Linked DNA regions of Homo sapiens: region 2 is linked to region 1. A link is a contact called in ENCODE Hi-C data. All regions are on one chromosome and are shown on one strand. Each heading gives the region's core, a stretch centred on a gene start or an enhancer-like site at or near the end of the contact. The rest is flanking DNA. Distances are from core to core; before and after follow the strand shown. Region 1 holds the start of SNX13 (sorting nexin 13). Region 2 holds the start of CDCA7L (cell division cycle associated 7 like).

Evidence for each region. A loop is a pair of places that touch in the nucleus more often than their neighbours do. Pooled maps may share reads with other maps.
Region 2: a pooled map shows a loop between it and region 1 (17-fold over the local background). The contact joins the promoter of CDCA7L here to the promoter of SNX13 in region 1. A Hi-C loop is called at or near these places in 1 of 37 single-sample maps with no recorded cell type and 8 of 50 pooled maps.

What each region holds. Positions count from the first base shown.
Region 1 is chr7:17,938,843-17,942,551 of GRCh38, forward strand. SNX13 (sorting nexin 13) reads right to left here and starts at 1,652. Exons shown (of 26, transcript NM_015132.5): 1 at 1,442-1,652. The coding sequence starts at 1,453.
Region 2 is chr7:21,944,325-21,948,033 of GRCh38, forward strand. CDCA7L (cell division cycle associated 7 like) reads right to left here and starts at 1,575. Exons shown (of 10, transcript NM_018719.5): 1 at 1,457-1,575. The coding sequence starts at 1,480. RefSeq lists a silencer at 1,194-1,243 and enhancers at 1,384-1,533, 1,529-2,239, 1,924-2,173.

The DNA of each region.
Region 1 (3,709 bases), core at 402-2,901:
GTTCCCACTAAAATATCACACTTAAGGTAAAAATGAAACTTCTGCTACTTATAACTCTTTTTTCTAATCTATTACTGCTAATCACAACACAAACTTATGCTATAACCATAATCTCAATTAACTCCAAGAATGAAAAATCTGTAGAATTTAGAAATATAAAATGAACTTCAAACAACTAAAAATACGTACTGTAGAAGTTACAATCAACCAGTAAGTATTTATCATATGCCAGGCTCTGTGCTTAGATTAAGTACAAACAGCAAAGTATAAAGTTCCTCAAAGTTAGTCACGTTCCAAGGACCTGAAATTTCAGGCAAGTACGTGCTTTACCATCACTTTTCACAAAATAAAAGCCACTCACCTACAAATGTTTGTATTTCCTTTTTGGCCCATGTAGGAATACTTCCCATTGCCCACTAAAACTGTTTCCTATTCAGTTCAGCCCATAAAAATGCCCAATCCGGTCAGTTCCTCACGTCAGGATCCTCACAGTACTTAAAGTGAAAGGCTTCGAAAAAGGTATTTCATCAAATCACAAGGTTCAGTATTTTATGTTCAGTGACACCTACACCTGCAGATACTACAACACATAACTGGGCTAACCTGGGTCAAGTACCTAGTTGCACCGATTTAGTTCTTCCCCTTAAAGTGTTGCTAGTAAAGGCAAACTCTACTTCTTCAAAAAGTCGGCTTTTTGCAATGCCCATTAGGCACTAGAAAAGGGAAATTGATTGGTTCGTCATAGTTGCCCTACTTCCATTTCAGGTCCAAAGAAAAAAACTATTCCATAGGGAGTAACAAGGGGGCCACACGCAAATCAAGGTGGCAGATGCTAAACTGAACTTTGTGATGACCACGATTTAACCGAAAAGGTGATGGATGTGGGGGAGGGGGATGACCCAACTGAGCCATACATGTGCAGCTTGAGATAAAAAAGTCCACTTCATGAAGCAGTCAAAGTAGAGGGTGGGAAACAAACCGGTCGGGCCGAGCAACAACCCCAGGGTGCTGACCGAGCTCGGAGGCGGAGGGCCCTGGAGCCCAGGGACCAGAGAAAGGAGACCTAGGGCAAACCATAGGATCACAAGAACCAGCAGTAACGTGGAAAGGCCAACGCTGCCACAGAGTAGCGTGTAAGGGGACACGAAGAAGGGAGCGATGAGTTAGAAGGGAGTGACAGCAGGAGGGAGACCAGTGCCAGGGGCGAGTGGCAAGTGGCAACTGCGAAAGGCGAGGCACTGGCAGCCGGAGGTGGTGGGACTCTGTTGAGTCAGCACAGCTCCTACTCTGAGGGCACTTGTAGGATCCCCGCTGCTCCTCGGGCCCTGGAGCCCACGGCGAAGGGTCAGGCCCACCTTCCGTACAGATGATGTTCTCTGACGGGCTGGCGCCGGCCCCTTCCCCATTTCACAGGTAAACACTGGCCACCGTCGCCGCTTACCTCAGTTAACATTATTACACCCCGGGGAAGTGAGGTCCTCCCTAGCCTCGCCTCATGGCAACAGCCGTAGCAGCAGCGAAAACTGCTCGGGCCGCCGCCAACGGCGGCAACTGCTCCTTCAGTCTTCTCCCGGGCGGCGGTTTTACTCGGCTTCGCTGGCCTCCCCTCGGCCCGGTCGCTCGCGACGGACGCGCCGCCATCTTGGAAGAGCGACGTCCGCGTCTCGCTGCAACGTGCGTTCCCATTGGCGGGCGCAGGGGCTGCTGGCGTCTCGTGACCGTCTCCATAGCGCCGGCGCGCGGAGAAGCGGAGGTAGGCTGTCGGCAGTCGGCTTGGCGCTGACTTGTAGGACCCCGGGACCGGGCGCCTGGGCCAACTTGGGACCGCTGGGAGTGCAGAGGGGCCCCAGCGCCCGAGCCTTCCGGGAATGGACGTGCGCGCCCTTGGGGCCGGCGCATCATCCACCGCCCACTAGCGTTGGCCCGCCCTGGGGAGAGGAGAAAATGCCAGAGGCCGACACTTGACTGATGGCGCTGCGGACCTCGCTGGTCTTGGGGACAAGGCGGCAGATTTCCTTTAGAAAAACTTCCCTCTCGCGTCTCCCTGGCCCCGCGGCGACCGAAGAGTTGGGGTTCGGCTTTCTTCTCCTGGGATTTAAGTGTTATTTGAAACAGCTCCCTGCGCGGCCCTTTTCTCCTAAACTTTGACAGAAACTTCCCTTTGTCCCTACCAATCCTCAGTGAGTTCTTTACAGGGGTCCGAGACAGGTTGTAGATATGATGCGGCTTATCGGCTTTACCCCGATCCTAGCGGAGTTAGGACTTGCTGATGTAATTGGCCAGCACCTGCCTAACAATGAAGGTTTAGTTATGCTACAAGTAATGCACCTCTAAAAAAACGTAAAACAGGCTTTACGTTTTACCTGCTATCTCCACAGGTTTACTAGCTGCTTAATACAATATGCTTGTATATCAAGGTGAGCAAATTTCAGCAAATGTCATTGTAAATAGTCCCAACTTAAATGGAATTGAACTCTGGAACTCAATGTGCATAGAAGTCCCTGAGACTGACGCCATTCTAGATCTACCACTAGATGGTTTGCGATGTACGGAATTAAAGGCAGTCACTTCTACCTGAATTGTGATGAAAGTAGTTTACCTGAACATGCTGGGAAAGTGTGCTACCCTGTTTTGTATTAGAAACCAGTTTCCAAGTAAATTGAAAAGCAAATTTTCAGACTTGACATTAAAAACACCTCCATGTCATTCTTACAAGAGGTACAAAAGCATTTTAGAAAACTAAAGCCAGGAGTTTCTTCCCTTTTACCAGAATCTTTTCCCTCCATTTAACAATAGTACTGTTGTGCTAAATGAAATTTACTTAATGTATTACTCTTACAGTCTCAAAACAATAAGGGCATTGCAAACCTTGTATTATCTCTATCGTGTCAAGGAAACAAAACGGTTCATTTAAGCAGTCATGCAAAAAATTCAAGAAAAACTGATTTTGCTCAATTCAACTAATTGAAGCAAAGTAGTTTTTCTTGTTGTTTTAATCTGCATTTTGTACATCATTTCCACATTGCTGGACCAGCAAAATTCTGACCTCTGCAATACAATAAAATGTGTTACTGGTATTGACAGATGAAGCCACAAATAGAAAATGAGCATGGAAATCCTACCTGGACTGAGGTATCAAAGGATACCAAGAGATACTAGAGACAACAAGGAACCTGGAAAAAGATAGTGTTCCAACCTGTAAATAAGAAAACAGAGAAGGAGGTTCATTAATATTTAAGATACCAGCTAGTAAATTAAAACAGCAATGTAGTTGTCTGGCTTGAGTATTCAGTTTTATTTACTACATCTTTTTATCTTTTCTAGAAGCAAGGCATTAAGTGTTGACACTTGAGTATTGAACCAATCTGTGATATGACATGAATATGCCTTTAACTTTCAGAAGTTTGTCTACAGACTTACAAGGAAACCAAAAGTAGTCGCTCTTCCAATGGCTTCCTAATTTTCTCAGCCTGAGTCTTTTCTGCAACCTAAAAATCCTATGCTAGCTGGCCTCCCAAGTCCTACCTCACCTCCACCCCTCTGACCTCATTTCTGCTAAGCACTTTGTTCCAGTTACACAGACCTGCTCCCTGCTTCTGTAACACCAAGGCATCTTCTTGCCCTGAGGCCCTTACACTGTGTATAGTTTCTATCTGCAAAGATCTTTCCACCAAATACCTGCATGGCTAGATCTTCCACTTCTGTCCAA
Region 2 (3,709 bases), core at 325-2,824, 4.0 Mb after region 1:
CCTGTAATCCCAGCTACTCGGGACGCTGAGGCAGGAAAATTGCTTGAACCCGGGAGGCGAAGGTTGCAGTGAGCCGAGGTCGCGCCATTACACTCCACCCCGGACAAGAGCGAAACTCCGTCTCCAAAAAAAAAAAAAAAAAAAAAAGGATGCTAATACACGGTAAAAGCCAGTGGCAAAAAATAAAAAATCGAACCCTGTCTCATTCCGTAGGCTTTACTGTTTCCCTTGCTTTTAATAGTTTATCTCACAGGAGGCATTTTAAAAATATTCTCAGAAACATCAACAACAGATTTTTCTCAAGCGACCATTTTCAGGAAGGCTTCAGAAATTACTAAAAGGCCAAAGCTACCGTTAGTGGCTCAGTCTTTGCCGCCAGACTCGGGCAGGTGACAGCGGTTTGGGCTCGGGCGCCGGGCACTCTGCGCCTTCCAACGCTGGCGGCCCCGCCTCCCCTTCTCCCGGGCCAGGCACGCAGGTGGAGGAAAGTAAACACCAGTCGGAAGCAAGGTGGAAGCAGTGAGTCTCGCGACTCTCAATAAAACAAGTGGAAAAAAAAAAAAAAACAATCCTCGCACAAAGCATCTCCGTGCTCCCACAAGCAGAGGCGTGGCTGCTTGTTTCCCTTTTTAAAGGTTGTATTTTTAGTTCTTATGAAAAATGTTTTTATTGCTTACTTCTAAGTAAACATGTATCTCCATTACGATAACGTAGAGAAAAGCTCTTTTAAGAAGTAAAAAGAGAAAACTGAAGTCACGTTCACATTCCCACTACTCACTGAAACGTTTGGGGGAACTTACTCAAGTGTTTGCTAATGAGTTTTAAAGACGAGTTAGGCCCTTAACGCGTAATTGGGGTCGTGCTGTGCATATGATTTGGGATCTTGCAGCTTGTTTAACTCGGCCCAATGACGTTACCATTTCCCCCAAATGGTTACTAATTCCTTGAAAACGTTTACAAAAGTTCTAGAATAAACACTAAAGTTATTATTTTTAAACTCCATTATCCAAGTTGGACTGGTCTGGCGATCGACTGTTAAAAAAAAAAAATTACAACTTTCTTAAGCTTCCTGATCTCTGTGCCAATTCCCGGAGAAAGTGTGGGGAGTGCACAAAAAAAGCCCCTCCCCCGTCTCACGAGGGCTGCAAACGCAGGCGCTGCGCCCCGCTAGCTCCCCGCCTGCACCCCCGGCGGCCACCCGAGACTGAGCAGAGCGCCAGGCTGAGCGCGGTTGTGTGCTGGGGCGACCGGCCTCTGTGGTCCGCGTAGCACAAACGTGACCCACTGCGCACACCTGCAGGGCGCGCCCACTCCGGCACTCAACCGGCTGGGCGCGCCAGATCCCCAGTGCCGCAGCCAAGGGCCACGTTTCCAGCCCAAGGCCAGCAGGACCGGGTGGCAAAGGGAAGTCAAACTGTGGGTGCGTCCGGACGGCGGCGGGCGGCCGGACCCTCACCTGGTAGCGAGTCGCCAACTCCATTCTTCCTAACCGGGCTCCAGTCTCCTCCCAGCACGCGGCCACGGGAGCCCGGACTCACCACGGCCCGGCGCACCAAGAACGCCCCGCGCCCGAGCAGCTAGCGCGCTCCGCCCGGAGCACAGGCGGGCCCCGGGAGGGGCGCACTTGACGCCCTGGACAGGGGGAGCGCGTTGCGCTGCCCCCTCGGTGCCGCCTCACTGGGCCTCGTGGCTCCGATCACGTTCCAACTTCGCGGCCACTGACCTTGTCTTCGCAGGCGGCGCGAGAGGGGGCTGCAGTTGGGCGCGGCAAGAGCAATTACCAGTGTTAGGGCGCCGGGCTCCCCCCTGCAGCAGAGGGAGGGAGTGGAGCCGTCCGGCGGGGTTTAGCGCGGGAGAAATGAGGGGGCTGTCCCGGCGCAGCCTCCAGCTGGCACGCGCGCTGGATACTTGGCAGGGTTTATTCCAGGTCATGCCCTGGGGCGCGAGCTTCTGCTGCAACCCCTGTCTCTGATCCAGGCAAATATTGTAGGGCGGCTTTGGGGCTTGTTTTGTTTTGTTGTTGTAACGGGGCAGGGTTCTCTTTGGGAAGATTCTGTCTCCCAAAACATTTGCTACAGGGTTCACTTTGCAGAACAGGCAACCCAGGTTTCTTTACCAAGGCCCAGGTGGACAGATGCAAACCCGCCTGAAACTTTAGACGGCCATTACACAGTAGGCCTCCACACCCACCAGACAAAGAGTTTGTAGAGGTCAGGAATGCTGACTAATTTAACAGAATTGACCCCGGCATCTACTAAGCATCAGGCACTGGGCTAGTCCTAGGAACAGAAGGGTGAACAAAAACAGGCCCCTGCTCTGTTGGAGTTTACAGCCTGAGAGCCAGTTACCAACCTAATTGCATTATTCTAAATAAATACAATAATGATGCAAATAAGTGTAATAACGATGTAAATTTTATAAATTAGATTTATAATTAATATTAATTTGATACCACTATCAATGACAAATGTAATGATGATGCAAATAAATGTAAATTTGGAGCGATGATGCCATGAGAAAAAAGGCAAGTGGTATTAATGGTGGTGTGAAATAGGAAGACAATCTGATAGAGGTCAGGGAATACTTCTTAGAGTTCAGATATGAAGAGTGAGGAATTAAGTTTGTGGAAATTGTGGGAGAGTTGAAGTAGAGAGTGGGGAGAATGGTAAATGAAGTTGTCCTGAAATCACAGCAGGTTTGCTGGACAGTGTTGCACACCTATTTAGAACCGTGGTCATAGGTTTACAGTAGAGCATCCTGTACGCATAGGACCTTCTGCAGCCCCTCTCAGCTGCTTAGGATCTGACGTTCATCTTTTCTTTATTGAACGAGTGAATGAAATTTGCCAAACATTTACTCAAGCTTGAAGAGAAAACATGGAAAAGGTTTCCTTCCTTCCTTTGGTTAGTTCAGCAAACAACATGTGTTATGTGCTTTCATGTTCCAGCCCTCAGTGTTCTCACTTCCTGGTGGTAGTAAAACCAATACAACATTGTGTGACTTAAAATGTTTTGTTTTTATTGGATAATGTTATTTATTCATTATGGCCACTTCATTTTTATTATGCTTTAGAGTTTTCCTTCACATGCAGTATCTCCTTGAATCCTCTCAATATCCTTCCAGATCCTTATTGTCCACATTTTTAAAATAAGGAAACAGAATCTAAGAAAATACATTAAGAGATCCCTGCCACCCTGCCACTAAGTGACAGCAGCAGACTGCCAAACTGAAAACCATTCCTTATGCCTCCAGATCCAACATTCTTTCCATTTTTCTGTATTTTTTCCCTTTGGCTGCCAGGAAGCTTAGAGTGAAAATTAATTCAATCAGAGCTCTTCTTCCTCTTTTTTTTTTTTTAGATAGTTGCTTCCTCATGAACTGCTGATCTTGTTTGCACTTCTTTTCATTGTAGGTTAAATCAAATCAATTTTGGAAAAGGGAGCACAAATTTGAAGCAGGTCAGATTTTGCAAAACACTTGAAGCAGCCTAGACTAGCTACTTCTGTATCAGGAAACCTGTAAGCTGTTGAACCTTTCTGTTTAGAAATTTGCCATAACTAACCCTAAGTCTTCAGATGACAACCCCTAAATTTTCTTCCTGTGCTTAGCAAAGCCTGTACACGTTTGATGGTATTTAGTAATTGATTATATAGTGGTGTGTTTTGTTTTGTTTTGTTTTGTTTTGTTTTGGTCAGGCTTTGGGAAAATC